2 separate regions of the Homo sapiens genome follow, and region 2 is linked to region 1. The links are chromatin loops, found by intact Hi-C in ENCODE. Cell type or tissue: Caco-2. All regions are shown on one strand. Links, peaks and the distances in the headings refer to the core of each region. The heading gives the core; the rest is flanking DNA. Region 1 overlaps FGD4 (FYVE, RhoGEF and PH domain containing 4). Region 2 overlaps FGD4 (FYVE, RhoGEF and PH domain containing 4).

The links. Peaks named below come from ENCODE experiments on the same cell type or tissue, not always from the same donor. Only the 100,000 strongest peaks of a DNase experiment are listed, where the experiment ranks them.
Region 2: a loop joins it to region 1, with 2.8 times the contacts of the local background. A loop is called at or near these places in 2 of 110 quality-filtered maps.

The regions. Positions count from the first base shown.
Region 1 is chr12:32,602,105-32,610,440 of GRCh38, reverse strand. FGD4 (FYVE, RhoGEF and PH domain containing 4) reads right to left here. Exons shown (of 17, transcript NM_001370298.3): 7 at 8,124-8,280; 8 at 2,346-2,484. Among named protein-coding and RNA genes, the nearest start is that of DNM1L, 73 kb to the left of the region's middle. In Caco-2, for the core only: no CTCF peak of the experiment used is centred there; a DNase peak (open chromatin) is centred at 4,912.
Region 2 is chr12:32,538,026-32,546,361 of GRCh38, reverse strand. All of the region lies in intron 1 of FGD4 (FYVE, RhoGEF and PH domain containing 4), which reads right to left. Among named protein-coding and RNA genes, the nearest start is that of DNM1L, 140 kb to the left of the region's middle. In Caco-2, for the core only: no CTCF peak of the experiment used is centred there; no DNase peak of the experiment used is centred there.

The sequences.
Region 1 (8,336 bases), core at 268-8,267:
TCTCCCTCTCTCCTGGATCCTGTATTGAGTGCACAGAATTGCCCAAATCAGAATAGTTCTCCAAAATGTAAACAAAAATTCAGTTTCTTCTATACTCAGACTTTGAAACTTACAGTGTATACTAAATCCATACCAGGTACTTTATTACAATATCAATTCTTACACAGCCTTAAACCATTAAGTATTTTAGCTCCATTTGGCAGATGAATGAAATGGGGAAGTAATACAACTTGGCTGAGGTCACACAGCTATGCTATTGAAGGGCCAGATTTAAACCCAGGTTTCTGACTCAAAAGTTCTAAAATATTTCATGAGTAGTAAGTATTTTACTAGTTGTATGAGCAAATTAACCACTAAGCATAACCTACTTTCTTTGGGAAAATACATTCACAGTTCTAGCCTGGGTCGGGTGAAAGGGAATCTTCTGAGGCCAGTGTTGGAGGGTTTTGTTCCTGGGGCAGGTGGGAATGGGAACTCTTTGGTGTGGACATCGTAGGAGCTCCAGAGGCTGCTGGTGAAGTGCTGTGGATGCCGAGACCTCTTGCTGGACTAACCCTAGGAAAAACCTCTCAATCCTAAATCATGTCCCATTTTCTTCCTTTCTTTTCTGTTTTGTGAATACCGGCCTGCTTAATTCTGTTACCACAACAACCCTGAGACTTTTCAACTACATTTTTTGTCTTCAGTGTACTGCTGGACAGAATGCATTTTGTTGCTTTCATTTCTACTTTTAGGTCACCAAAAAGCCCTTCTTCTGTGATTTCCTTGGAATTTGAGTGAAAGTAGCAATGGAAAACAAACAAAAAGCAATAAAATGCCATACCATGTCACCAACTTTCTCATTTTTGACATGGGCATCTAAGGGGATACCAAAGTCTGAGTGTAGAATAAACTGAATTTTAATTTACATTTTAAAGAACTATTCTGATGTGGGCGATGCTGTGCACTTGATACAGGATCCAGGATAGAGGAAGACAAAATAAGATGGGATAAAGCCACTGCTCTAGAGATGAATTTGAGGAAAAGCAGTAGTGTTTCCACCTCCACCCCCACCACTAGATCTGCCACTCAAATCAAGCAGTCAGGTGAGATGGATGGAAAATGGAGACAGGGAAGAATTCATAGGAAGTAGTTGGTTTGAGGAGATGGCAAGCCGAGTTCATCCTACACTATGGAAGGGGCCAATGGAGAAGAGAAGTTTCTGTGGTCAGAGTCACTCAAATGATGGGAGAAACACATCTGAGACAGCTTGTGTTCTAGAAAAGGCTAAGGATCAGGGCCAGAAGCAGTGGCTCACACCTGTAATCCCAGCACTTTGGGAAGCTGAGGTGGGTGGATCATCTGAGGTCAGGAGTTTAAGACCAGCCTGGCCAACATGGTGAAAACCCGTCTCTACTAAAATCACAAAAATTAGCTGAATGGCTTGAACTCGGGAGGTGGAGGTTGCAGTGAGCTAAGATCGCGCCACTGCACTCCAGCCTGGGCAACAGGGTGTGACTCTGTGTCAAAATAATAATAGTAATAATAACAACAATAATAATTTAAAAAGAAAAGGTTAAGGATCCAAGACAAAAAATGTTTTACGTACTTCGTCTCTCATCCAGGTTCACTTATGACAGAAAACAAGAAATTACAAGGGAAAGTAGCAATGTTTTAAGGTTGTACACAAGTACAACCACTGCTTGTTGAATATCAAGCCACTGTTATTTCTTAAATTTTCATTCATGCCTTTACAGTTGATTTGTAAAAGTGCAGAAAAAGGTAAAGTATTATTGAAACTCATAAGCCTTTAAAAAAACCCCTTTCATTATAATCTGATGAAAAAATAAGACATCTAACATAATTGAAATACATTTTTCTTGAAGAAAATGTTATTGGACAATAAAAAGCACCATTTCCTGTTATGGTAGCACGTTAGGGCAGGTGCAGCCAACTCTGCTTAGGTTATTTTTACATAGTGAATGTCACCTTAGCTTTCTTGGTATGCACCAACCTATCTAATTAAACAGGAGCACTTGTAATTCTGAATGGCTATATTCTTCCTCTGACAAGGAAATTGTGTATTGCTATTCTAGATGTCTTTAAGACTATAATTTTATATTTCAGAGCCAGTGACTAACATGGAACCAGCAAAATTAATGTGATTTGCATTGCTCTAAACTTGTCATTTTGGCTCAAAAGTGACTTGCCTAACTGAAGTGATGATAACAATTTCCAATGAAATTATCTTCTAACAGCAACATTTGACTAAAGTAGCTGTGAGATGTATTTCTCTTTGAAACCATAAGGCTGCTTGGCCACTTGATTATTCCAAAATAGGGAGAAAACAAAAAAAAAGCATTTACTTTTAGCATCATTCCAGTCCAGGGAATCAGGAGGCAATTTCCTTAGATAGTCCTTAAGGAGCATCTCATACCGGGGAATCCGCTGAACAGGTTCTAGCATGTGATGCTGCAAAGTTAAGCTCCCACAGATTTTCTGTTTCTGTAATGAGAAAGGTTTTCTAAGAAACATTTAAAAATTAGGTTAGCAAGTCTAAAAACTCACTGTAAAACAGAACTTTCGTCAAGGGCAATATTTTTCGACAAAGTGTGACTGTCCATCACCTGCATGAAATGCAGATTTCTGGCCAGGCACAGTGTCTCACACCTGTAATCCCAGCACTGTGGGAGGCTGAGACAGGTGGATCACCTGAGATCAGGGTTTGAGACCAGCCCGGCCAACATGGCAAAACCCCGCCTCTACTAAAAATACAAAAATTAGCCAGGCGTGGTGGCACACGCCTGTAGTCCCAGCTATGCGGAGGCTGAGCCTGAGGCAGGAGAATTGCTTGAACCTGGGAGGCGGAGGTTTCAGTGAGCCAAGATCGTGCCACTTAGCCTGGGTGACAGAGTGAGACTCCGTCTCAAAAAAAACAACAACAACAACAGAAAACAGATTTCTGAACCCCACCTCAATCTGTAACATCACAATCTTTGGGGAAGGAGATGGAGAATATGCATTTTTTTCTTCTTTTTTTGAGACGGAGTCTCACTATGTTGTCCAGGCACACAGTGGTGTGATCTCACTGCAACCTCTGCCTCCTGGGCCCAAGTAGTCCTCCCACCTCAGCCTTCCAAGTAGCTATAGGCACGTGCCACCATGCCCAGCTAGAGAATATGCATTTAAAAACACCTGATATTTCTATAACACTGAAGTTGAGAACTACCAATCTGGTGTAAGAACAGAAAGGAGGAAAAAAAATCAAGCAGAATTTTAAGCAAGAAAATTCCAGATTGCTGATAACCACTTCAATTAGTCACTACAAGGGTTTGTGAAGTCACATTATTAAATCATTCTATATAGATTTTTCAAAAGATGTGCCTATTTAATGAGGTTTGCTAAGCACAACTGTATTAAATGACTTTGGACTCAGCAGAAACTATTTGATAATAAGGCTATGATAAATGTCATTGCCTTTGAACTTAAAAAAGACTCCATATAGAAGAATAACAAGGTCTGGGCATCTTATCTGTCAGAAAATTTTATTTTTTCATCAGTTCAAAGCATTCTTTTTCATTAGAAACCAAATTCTGTAAATAGAGCTCCATTTCTTAGGGCAAAATTAAGACCGTATCACTTGCTTCCAAGAAACTGTTAACAAAAGAGATGAAAAAATAAGAAATGTTCTTGTTCCTGTTAAACAAAGCAGAAATCCCATTAAAGTATATACTGAATTCACACCATGATCAGGGTACTGCAAAGCATCAAAGCTATATTAAGACATGGTGTTTGCATTTGAAGCAAACAAGTGACTAAAGGCTTCACAGAGAAGGGAACATTTAATGCAACCTCTGATAAGTACAGGCTCTGAAGAAAAAGACAGACTAGGGAGCGAGCCCAGGAGGAGAAACCTGAGAGAACAGGCCCACAGTAATGAAGCATGAAGTATGTTAAATGAAAGGGACAGAGAGGTTTTCTTGGCAAAAAAAAAAAAATAAGTAGAGGAAAATAGAAGACGTAAAGTAATGGTAATATGGGTAATAATGTCAAGGTGAGTTTAGATTTTTTTCATCTAATGTAGATTTTTGTGCATGACAGTTGTATCATTAGATCTGAGCTCTATTAGATTAATCTACTGCAGTGTGGCTTTAGGGGGACGGGGGAAACTAGTTTGGAAGTTGTTATTATAGACCAGGAAGAAAATAATAAGGGCCTGAAATTGGCATAGAAGCTGAGAGAATAGCTTTCCTTAATAAAGTTTAAGATATTAATTATATAAATTTAAATATCTCATTGGGTTTTCCCAAAATCTATTACGTACATCAAGGAAAGTATTACTGATCCCAAATATTTTACATGAAGAAACTGTGGCTCAGATAATTTAGGAGCGTTTCCTAAGGTCAAGTGACTATAAGCAGCAGACTTAGGATTCTAAACTAGGTTAGTTGATTCCCAATCTACCACTCTTTTCACAACCCATGTCATTTCATCATAATATAGAGAAGACAGACATTGTACAGATAGAATTCAGAGTGTGACTAGACAATAACTACCACTATCACCACCATCGCCACTATCATTTAGTGAGCACTTACTATGCAACAAGCACTACGCTAAGCAATTTGAATACATTATTTCACAGGCAAATGAACACATACAGAGAATGAAGACATGTAACAAATCAAAGATAAAGCTAAGTTGTCAAGCTCTGGTAAATGACAGGATAATGGTGTCACCTAATAAATCCAATACATATCAGAATAATTATCTACTCTATGTAAGGCCTAAAAAGTCAGATGGAAAAATGCTTGGGAGCTAAAAATAGGAAAAGAAAATATTGACTTTGTTTGGATGACAAGATATTCACATGCTCAGCTGTTTGTACCTAGAGTTTGGGAGTAGAGAACTAGACTAGAAACAGCAACCCTAGAGGAACCTGTCTGGCAAGTTAAAGGCATGTGGGAATAGGATATCACTGAAAAGTATGAAAAGAAAGAAGAATGTAGAAGGCAAACTTTGTGCTCTGCCTACATTTCAGAGTTAGCAAAAGAAGCTAGTAAAAATCAAAGCAGGAGCCCAATATTCAGTAAGGTAGGGGAGTGTTTAATTACAAAATAAAAGAATGTTAAAAAAAAAAAGGAGTGAAGGGGATGAGGCAGACCTTCTGGCTACAGCTGAATGAAGAGACTGGCAAATCCTCCCTGTTAAAAGCAGCTGATAGGCCGGGTGCAGTGGCTCCTGCCTGTAATTTTAGCACTTTGGAAAGCCGAGACGGGGGAATCATTTGAGGCCAGGAGTTTGAGACCAGCCTGGCCAACATGGCGAAACCCCGTCTCTACTAAAAGTACAAAAATTAACCAGGTGTAGTGGCATGTACCTGTAATCCCAGTTACTCAGGAAGCTGAGGCACAAGAATCGCTTGAACCCAGGAGGCAGAGGTTACAGTGAGCCGAGATCATACCACTGCACTCCAGCCTGGGTGACAGAGCAAGACTCTAACTCCAAAAAAAAAAAAAAAAAAAGCAGCTATAAAGCTAGATAAAATTGACAAAACAATATTTGCATTTTAGAAATTGATTAAAAGGCATGCAACAACCTGAAATCTGTTTACACTTTAAAAATTGTTGAACTTTGGGTAAGAACGGTGAGAATCTGTGGCATTCTAGCCTGTGGCTGCTCCTGTTCCTCTCCCAGCTCAGTCACTATGAAGGGGCCATCAGGGTGGCACGGACTGTGAGGACTGGCAGCTCCTCTGCTGAGGCTGAAAAGGGCTCATTCATTTGGAGTGGTGGGCAACATACACACCCAACAACATCAGTAGAAGTGAAGATCCCTGAGGTGAGTGAGAGGTGAGAGCCAATAACTCTACTAGCCAGAAGTTGTGGTTGTAGATGTGAAAAATACAGTAATTGAAAAGAAAAATTCACTATAGGTTCAACAGCAGATTTGAGATGACAGAAGAATCAGGGAACTTGAAGAAAGACTAGTAGAAATTATACAATCTGAATAATAGAACAAAGATTGGGAGTATCATTTGAACCCAGGAGTTCAAGGCCAGCCTAGGCAACACAGCAAGACACCATTTCCAAAACAAACAAAAGGAACCCACCAAAATTTGTGTAATGGGAGTAAAAAGATTTTAAAAAAGAGAAAGTGAAAAGGACAGAAAATATTTGAAGAAATAATGGCTGAAAACTTCTGAAAATGATTAAAAAAAAATCAATCTACAAATGCAAAAAGCTCAACCAACCCTAACCAGGACAAATACAAAAAGGTCCACACCCAGACACATCATATTTAAACTGCTGAAAGCCAAAAAACAGAGAACATCTTGAAAGCAGCAAGAGAAAAGTGACTCATCACACGCATGGGAGTATCAATACAATCAATGGCTGGCTTCTCATCTCAAACCACAGAGGACGGAAAGCAGGAGAATGACATATTCAAAGTGCTGGGGGGGATCTCCATATACTGGTTGAGTGCAGTGGCTCATGCCTGTAATCCCAGCACTCTGGGAGGCTGAGTCTAGGTGTTCAAGACCAGCCTGGGCAACATAGCCAGACCTTGTTTCTATAAAAAAATTCTAAGATTTAGCCAGGGTGGTGGCGCATGCCTGTAGTCCCAGCTACCTGAGAGGCTGCGGTGGGAGGATTGCTCAAGCCCAAGTGTTCAAGGCTGCAGTGAGCTGTGACTGGGCCACTGCACTCTAGCCTGGGTGACAAGAGCAAGACCCTGTCTCTAAAAAAAAAAAATAATAAACATTATAGAAACAAAGGCCAGGCGCGGTGGCTCACGCCTATAATCCCAGCATTTTGGGAGGCCGAGGCAGGCAGATCATAAGGTCAGGAGATAGAGATCATCCCGGCTAACACGGTGAAACCCCATCTCTACTAAAAATACAAAAAATTAGCCAGGCGTGGTGGCAGGCGCCTGTAGTCCCAGCAACAGGCTGAGGCAGGAGAATGGCTAAGTAAACCCAGGAGGCGGAGCTTGCAGTGAGCCTAGATCACGCCACTGCACTCCAGCCTGGGCAACAGAGCAGCGAGACTCCGTCTCCAAAAAAAAAAATAAATAAAATAAAAAGGAAAAACCCATATACCAGGAATTCCCAATCTAGCTAAACTGGACTTCATTCTTCATTCATTCAAAAGTCAAGAAAAAATAAGTGTAGTCCCAGACAAAGACTGACAGAACAACCATGTATGCTGAAAGAAACTTACTCCAGAAAGGGCAAATATAATAGTATACAATAGACTTATAGATACATTTTTTTCTCATATCCTTCCATAACAATTGTAGCACTGTATTATAGACTCACAACATATAAAAACTTAATATACAGGACACTAATAGCACAGAGCATAGAGGAGGGAACAGAGCTATATTGGAACAAAGTGTCTACATTTTACAAGAATTAAGGTGAGTATAATCTGAAGTACATTGTGAAAAATTAAGATGCATACTATAATCCTAAAAGCAACCACTGGAAAATAACTCAAAAAATCATTTGACAATTAGAGGAATTAAAATGGTACAATTAAAAAAATTCATATGACACAAAAGAAGACAGTCAAGGAACAACAGAATTCCCATGCCAAGAATCTTAGATGATCTAAAATATGCCTTTTCAATATCAACTGTATCAAAGAATATGACATTAACAATTTTGACTAGAGAATCAAGTGGAAATTATTATGGTATTATTAAAGTATGTTATTCAGGTTTGGTGAAACAGAAGAAAATGAGGACACAGATATCAAGTGACAAAAAAAGAATGATTAGTTTCCCAAATCTCAAGGTTTACAGCAATCATTCTTTATATTCCTTCCAACAACTTAACCTCTGAAAGAATGCAAGAGAGACACAGACCCGAATGGGAACTCATTTTGTAAATTTATGTAGACCCTAATAAAAATCATCCTCTGCTGGTCTCAAAAGCAAATGGAGAAGTTATTGCTTAGTATGCAGCATGTGACTGATACGTATTTCAGCATTGCAGAGATGATCTGCATAATTTGGAGTAGAATGAATTTTGGCTAGGTATCTCAGACAGATCTCTAGATCTCAGTTTTAGATATAGAAGACTGTATAATTTGTATGGAAATAGTAATTCATAGCTTTGAACAAAACAGTCCTATTACCTGAATTTCTTCAACCACTGATTTGAACTGGGGAATACGTTCTGTCATGTTTTTAACCAATTCCATTGCATTATCAAATCCTTTCACATATTCTCCATACATCTTAAGGAATGGTGCCAATTTCTGAAGGATGTCTCCAATTCTAGGAGTAGTTTCCCTGTATCAAATATAGAAAAACAAGTCTTTAAAAAAAATTTTTTTTTGAGACAGGGT
Region 2 (8,336 bases), core at 227-8,226, 64 kb after region 1:
TCTGGGGTGGTGGCTCCTGCCTGTAATCCCAGCTACTTGGAAGGCTGAGGCGGGAGAATGGCTTCAGCCCAGGAGTTTGAGACCAGCCTAAGCAACATACTGAGACTCCATCTCTTTAAAATAATGAGAAGAAGAAAAGAAAAAGAGAAACAGGCTCATAATCTGGAGCTGTACTTCTAATATTTGGGTGGCTGTGGGAACCCATTAGCATTTGTTTAATTTTGCTAAAGAGTCTACTGGCCACACATAAGTACAACAAAGATCTTAGATCCAAATGAACTGAAATAAATATTGTTGTGAGAAACTAACAATATTCACAAAAATAAAGACAGTGTATCATAAAACAGATTTTAAGAAAAACTTTCAGATTTAAAATGAATTCTTAGAATCTGTTCCAGGAAATTAAAATAATTATGAATGCCCTAGAGCAAATTCAGATCTTTAATTCGCTTGAAGAATTCAGCAATTATACCCTGCTACAGACTTCAAGCATTTCCTCTCCAAAGCTGGAATATGTGCCAACTGTTTCCCCTACTGGAAGGGTTAGAAGCAACAGAAAAACGTTAAGAGCTGCATAGATATGAATTCAACAAGCACTCATCTAACACCTTGCAACAGAGGCCACTGTAACAGTACCAGGAAGTAAGGCACCACGTGGGACCAGTAACATCTTCAGCCTACTCTTAAGGAGCCAACTTTCCAATGGGAAGATTAAAACAATCCTCAATCAGGGATCTGCAGCCTACAGGTCACAGGCCAAATCCAGCTTCTGTCAATAAAGTTTTACTAGAATACACATTCATTCATTTACATAATGTGTATGATGCTTTTTACTATGTTAGTAGAGTTGAGTAGTTGCAACAGGGACCATATGGCCTGCAAAGCCTAAAATGTTTACAATCTGGCCCTTCACAGAAAAAGTTTACAGAACTTGACCTAAATAATCAAGGCAACAAACTATGAATTACCACTATAATTTTCCAGTTTTGGTTGTGTCCCCAGCTAGTGGTGTGACCTTGGGCAAGTAAAAACCTCTAGGTTTCTGTGAACTCATTAGCAGCACCATACACAGTTGATCTAGCACATCTTGGCTGATAACCCACTCTGGAATGTATTTAATAAATTCACAGTGTTATATGGTATAATCTTCAGTTTCTTACTGTTCTAAACCCTGCATGCCTACCATGCGATTGTGTCAGTTGCTTTCCTATTTTAAGCAAAAATTATCTTCCCCAACTATCTCTACTGCATGTAAACCAGTAGACCAGAACGGGTTAGCCACCTCTAAAAAATCATGCTTCTCAAGGTCAGTAGCTCTCAACCATGACTACATTAGAATCACCTGTGGAACTTTAAGAAAGAAAACTGCAATACCTGGGTTGCACCCCAAACCACTTAAGTCAATCTCTGGGATATGAGACCCAGGTATCAGTGTATGTTAAAGCTTCCCAGGCAATCCCACTGTGCAGTCATGGTTGAGAGTCACCATGCTTAGTGTTATTAACAGGCTTGGATCAAAATAGTATTTATAGTGGAAGCTATATGAAATGAATTCCATAATTTTCAGCTGGTAAGCTAAAGTTCACCAAAACACCATGAAGACTAATTTTAATAGTAATTTTTTTTTTTTGGAGACAGAGTATCCTTCTGTCACCAGGCTGGAGTGCAATGGTGCGATCTCAACTCACTGCAACCTCCACTTCCTGGCTCAAGCAGTCCTCTAGCCTCAGCCTCCTGAGTAGCTGGAACCACAGGTGTGAGCCACCACGCCCGGCTCATTTTTGTATTTTTTTGTAGAGACGGGATTTCACCATACTGACCAGGCTGGTCTCAAACGACTGAGTTCAAAGTGATCCACCTGCCTCAGCCTCCCAGAGTGCTGGGATTACAGGCATGAGCCACTGCACCCAGCCAAAAACAATTTTCTTTGTTTTGAGAGAGTCTTGCTTTGTCACCCAGGCTGGAGTGCAGTGGCACCATCTCGGCTCACTGCAACCTCTCCCTCCCAGGTTCAAGTGATTCTCCTGCCTCAGGCTCCCAAGTAGCTGGGATTACAGGTACCCACCACCACGCCCAGCTCATTTTTGCATTTTTTGTAGAGACATTTTTTGTTTCACCATGTTGGCCAGGCTGGTCTCGAAATCCTGACCTCAGGAGATCCACCCATCTCGGACTCCCAAAGTGCTGGGATTACAGACATAAGCCATGGCTGCTGGCTCTGGCCAAATTTTACTAGTAATTATTTAAGCTCATAGCACCATGTGACTCTTGTTTAAGTCACAGCAAATACTTCTGTGCAAAGTATGAAGTCCTCTTCACAGATAAGTAATAGTAAGATTATCTGATTTTAGAATCCATTTGTGACATAATAAAAATATATATACTTGATCTCTGGTTTCTGACAAAGGACAGCACTTAAATCTCTTGTAATTTCCGGCTGGGTGCGGTGGCTCACACCTGTAATCCCAGCACTTTGGGAGGCCGAGGCGGGCGGATCATGAGGTCAGGAGATCAAGACCATCCTGGCTAAGATGGTGAAACCCCGTCTCTACTAAAAATACAAAAAAATTAGCTGGGCGTGGTGGCGGGCATCTGTAGTCCCAGCTACTTGGGAGGCTGAGGCAGGAGAATGGCATGAACCCAGGAGGCGGAGCTTGCAGTGAGCTGAGATTGCACCACTGCACTCCAGCCTGGGCAACACAGTGAGACCCTGTCTCAAAAACAAAACTCTTGTAATTTCCTAAGTGGTGGGGATAATAGGAGCATCTTTTGTTCCTAACGGAGAGTTCTTAAATCTCTTGACACTTCCTGGGTGGTAGAAGCCTCTTTTGATGAAATGACTCTTGGCGTAACCCTAGGTAGCCTCAGGATGGAGGTGGCTGCCAGAAAGACCAAGTAATGATCAGAAGCATGGAACTTTCAGACCTATTCCTCCCAACTTCTGGAGAGGGAGAGTGCCTGGAGACTGAGTTAATAATTGATCACGTCTACATGATGAAACCTCTAAGTGACAAGGATCAGAGAGCTTCCAAGTTGGTGAATACATCCATGTGCAGGGAGGGTGGCCTACCCTAACCCCATGGGACAGGAGCACCCATGTTCAGGAATCTTCTGGACCTCACCTTATGTATTAATCTCTCTTTATCTGGCTGTTCATCTATATTCTTCATAGTATCCTTTATAATAAACAAGCAAATGTCAGTAAAGTGCTTTCCTGAGTTCTGTGACCCAATCTAGCAAATTATTAAATCTGATGAGGAGTTCATGGGAACCTCTGATTTACGGTGAGTCAGTCAGAACTACGGGATGCCTGGGACTTGTGACTGGCATCTAAAGTGGGGATAGTCTTGTGGGACTCAGCGTTTCACCTATGGGATCTGACGCTAACTCCAGGTAGAGCTGAAGAACTGGTTGTTGCTGTGAAGAAAACCCCCCATTTGGTGTCAGAAGTGTTCTCTGGGTACAAAGAGATAATATCACTACCAAAAACAACCTAGACATCCCCTTATATGAAAAGTCACCAGTTAGGAGCCTTGAGAAATCAAAAGTAAATTATTTATGGCCAACAGAGGGCATGAAAAGCTCCTATACAAGGAGAAACTTCTGTAACAATGAAATCAAAATTTTTATTGACTTCATAAAGTGTGAAAGAAATAAAAGCAGATGTAGGAAAAGAACTCGAAAGGCAAAAGCCTTTTTCTAAGAGCTGTAGCCAACTCATTTATTCACAATGTCTGGTTTATAAATCGACCAGATTCTTGGCTTTTCCCTTGCTTCTGCCCACTGCCAAACTATTTTCCATTTATTCACAACAAATTTATCTGCAGGTCCAGAGAGGAGAAGAAAATCAAACTGCCTAATATTTCATAAGTTTTCACAAGGAGGCTGCTAAAACCAAATAAAATTGTTTTTAATTATCTCAATCACAAGTAACCAAGGGTGAACAAATGTTTCTCTTCACAAAAGGGAAAATAGATCCTTTTCATAAGCAAATTCTTCCTGACATTGTTGCTATTAATTTTGTACTACTTTGCTGGTTTATTTTTCTAAACTTGATTTCTCTAAATCTGAAATCTAGCAGCTAAAACATCCCAGCCTAACACTATTTCTGTAAACTAATTTCTGTAGACTTTATCTGCTTAAAACTACCTCAGCCTACTGTGTTGCAACACTTTGTTTTGCAGTTACCAACACTGCTCATTCAACCTGTATTTTGCTTCACGGCATTAATAGATAAAATGAACACTGCTAAGTAGGAAAAACTCCTCAGGACCAGCCAGTCACCCAAAAGCTGCTACTTTAAATGCACCAACACTATCATTTGTTCCAAGGTAAGGATCACCCAGACCTGCGGTGAAACGCAAGGTGATGTTTATCTGGGAAGTACATTTTTTTTTTTCCCTGAGGAAAAAAGCAGGGTGGATTACTAAAACTAGTGGTTGAAAGGTCAAATTTTTGACATGATTATTTTGACTGTGGGAAAGTTACTTAACTTCCTTATAAATTAGAGAAATATTTTTACTGCTCTACTGACATCTCTTAGGCATAGATATAGATCAAAATTCTTCTTTTTGATGGTTGGTAATTTTAAGAAAAACATGTAACAAATTAGGTGACTCTAAAAAAGGCTTGGTGATACCCTCTACTCCTGACTCTCCTCTTTATTTTGATATTCTCTTTTTAAGAAAAAATATTACTGGCCGGGCACGGTGGCTAACGCCTGTATTCCCAGCACTTTGGGAGGCTGAGGCGGGCGGATCACCAGGTCAGGAGATTGACACCAGCCTGGCCAACGTGGTGAAACCCCGTCTCTACTAAAAATACAAAAATTAGCTGGGTGTGGTGGCAGGCGCCTCTAATCCCAGCTACTCAGGAGGCTGAGGAAGGAGAACCGCTTGAACCCGGAGGCAGAGGTTGCAGTGAGCCGAGACTGAGCCACTGTACTCCAGCCTGGCAACAGAGTGAGACTCTGTCTCAAAAAAAACATTACTATAAACCCCATTTTACTAAACATTTAATATTTAGCAGCTTACAAAGTTAAGTATTGGCTTTCCTTACTCCCTGCTGCAAAATCAGACTAGCAGGCCTCACATTTTTTCTAGACCCAGAGCACAATAGCATTGTGTGTTAGGCTTCTAACAGTGTAGGGGATTGTTTCAGTCATGCAAAACTTAAAAAGCAAATACTGCTTCTAGCTTATCCATTATTTCCTATTTTTTTTTGGCTGACAGAAGAAAGAAGTTAGGAAGAAAAAAAATGAACCAGTTAATCAAAGATAAACCAATTTTCCAATTCTGAATTTTAAAACTGCATTACTTAAGCCATATTTGGCTACATCTAATACAATTTTTCTCCTACAAATAAAAAGTCTGACTATTTTATTCATTCAATGATATAACGAATTTTATTACTCCCTTGCTTAAAATCCTTTAATGGAACTGCAAGGCTCGATGGGGAGGGGGAACCTCAAAACCTCTAGCTTGCATAAAGGACCCTTCACATTAAGACATCAATCTTGCCTGTAATCCCAGCGCTTTGGGAGGCAGAGGCGGGCGAATCACCTGAAGTCAGGAGTTCGAGACCAGCCTGACCGACATGGAGAAATCCCATCTCTACTAAAAATACAAAATTAGCTGGGGGTGGTGGCACATGCCTGTAATCCCAGCTACTCGGGAGGCTGAGGCAGGAGAATTGCTTGAACCTGGGAGGTGGAGGTTGCGGTGAGCTGAGATCACACCATCACACTCCAGCTTGAGCGACAAGAGTGAAACTCTGTCTCACAAAAAAAAAAAAAAGAAAAGAAAGAAAGAAAAAAAAAGGCGTCAATCTCCTGAAGGGCCTAATATCCATCTACTCAGAACTATGCACCCCTAACACTCTAGCCACATTCTCATCTTCTCCATTCCTGGAAAACACAGTTCTCTTTTCATATGTTTCTCTCTGCTTTTGCATACGTTGGTTCTTTTAGCTTAAAAAACAGAAAGTCTTTGTTTAAACAAATTTATCAATATCTAGCTCCAATGTTACCTTTTTTGAGGAAATTTCCTTGAATCAATGAAACAGTTGTTCCTCCTTTTCTATTCTCCAAACATATTTTGTACCTCTCCTATGACATTTCTCATAGTCACTGCATTTAGAGGTCTATGAGGGAGGCGAACTTAAACCTCCTTGAACATAGAGGTATTACACAATTTTTAGGATTGAGTATAGTGAATACAGTTACATTTCCTAACCCTAAGCATGACTTGTTACCATTCTGTATCAAAATGGTCAATTTTAGATAAAAAGTTACCAGAAATACCTTTTTTCCTTGATATTTCTTATTTTGCTATTTTACACTCTAAATTAGTAACTCTGATGGAAATAAATTTAAAAAAAATTTACTGGGCAATATTAGAGAAAAACATGATATTTCTAATAAATCAGTAACTACTGATAGACATTAAGGGGCTTACACATTTATAAAATAACAAAATTATTTTCAAGCTTTGTATAATTTCTTTTTGCTATAGTCAAAATTGATTCCATATTTCTAAGAAGTCATGTAATCTAATAATGTATAATTACTATTCAGATCAAGTATATTATCAAATAGCAAACAGCAGTTCATAGATTTTAACTGCATTTGGGGAAGGGAACTTTTTTTTTTAACATTAACTGTTGGCTACAGATTTTAAAATGCAGGTCAATTTCCAATTATCTAGATAAATTTGGAAATAAATTACATGAAGTGTAAACACAAATAATTCTTACACTTTAATTCATGTACTGGCTTTTTTTTTTTTCCCCCCTGAGACAGAGTTTCGCTCTTGTTGCCCAGGCTGGAGTGCAATGGCGCGATCTCAGCTCACTGCAACCTCCGCCTCTCAGGTTCAAGCGATTGTCCTGCCTCAGCCTCCCAAGTAGCTGGGATTATAGGCATGTGCCACTACGCCCAGCTAATTTGATATTTTTAGTAGAGATGCGGTTTCTCCATGTTGGTCAGGCTGGTCTTGAACTCCCAACCTCAGATGATCCACCCACCTCAGCCTCCCAATGTGCTGGGATTACGGATGTGAGCCACCGCACCTGGCCCGTGTATTGGTTTTCTATTCCACATCAAGCCTTACAGGAACTACTAAGGAAATATTTCTAGATTATTTTTTATTCAATCGTTTTACTTTTCCTATCACCCTCCTACAAGAGTGCTTCAAAGAGTGAAATGACTTAAATGTAGGAAGAGAAAAAACAAAAAGTGGGGCAAGTATATCATTAATATAAAATATTAAGGACCTCTTTTTCTTATTTATTTTTATCTTTTTATTTATTGAGACAGAGTCTCCCTCTGTCACCTAGGCTGAAGTGCAATAGCACGATCTCAGCTCACTGCAACCTCCACCTCCTGGGTTCAAGCAATTCTCCTGCCTCAACCTACTGAGTAGATGGGACTACAGGTGCGTGCCACCACGCCCAGCTGATTTTTTGTATCTTTACTAGAGACGGAGTTTCACGGTGTTAGCCAGGATGGTCTCGGATCTTCTGACCTCATGATCTTCCCTCCTTGGCCTCCCAAAGTGCTGGGATTACAGGTGTGAGCCACTGCGCCTGGCCTAAGTACATCTTTAATAGCAAAAAATCTTGGCCACAATTTTCTCCACACAGACAGTATCGCTCCAGATTTCTTGGTTTCACACCCCAAAGCTTCTCCCTCATCTCTTTTCTGTCTTACGACACAGCCCATTAATTAATCATCCAAAATCATGTACGGGCTCAGCCACAGATTCCAATCTCACTAACCCACTAACCCCTCCATACTTTCTTCATACTTCTTTATATCAACTTGGCCTGTGAGGCTTCCAATAGCAGGAACTCATTATTGACATGCTGCTCAACAAGGGACACCAGAGGTTAGCAAGCAAGGATATTTATTCTTAAAAGAGAACTGAAGGGAAGAAATGGAGAACACTACAAATATTTATAATTTATTAAACTTCTTATATTCCTGCTCATTTTACATTTCCCAACAGAAAAAGGCACTGAATATTAGAAATGTATTCAATCAACAAATATTAACAAAGCACCCAGTATCTATTAGTTACCTTTCTAGACCCTAGGAACATAGCAGTGAACACCACAACAAAAAAATAACCTGTATAACATGCTAAATGGTAAAAGTGCTATGATGGGCCAGGCACAGTGGCTCACACCTGTAATCCCAGCATTTTGGGAAACCAAGGCAGGTGAATTGCTTGAGCTCAGGAGTTCGAGACCTGCCTGGGCAACATGACAAAACCCATGTCTCTACTAAAAATATAAAAAGTAGCCAGGCATGGTGGTGTGTGCCTGTAAGTCCTGGC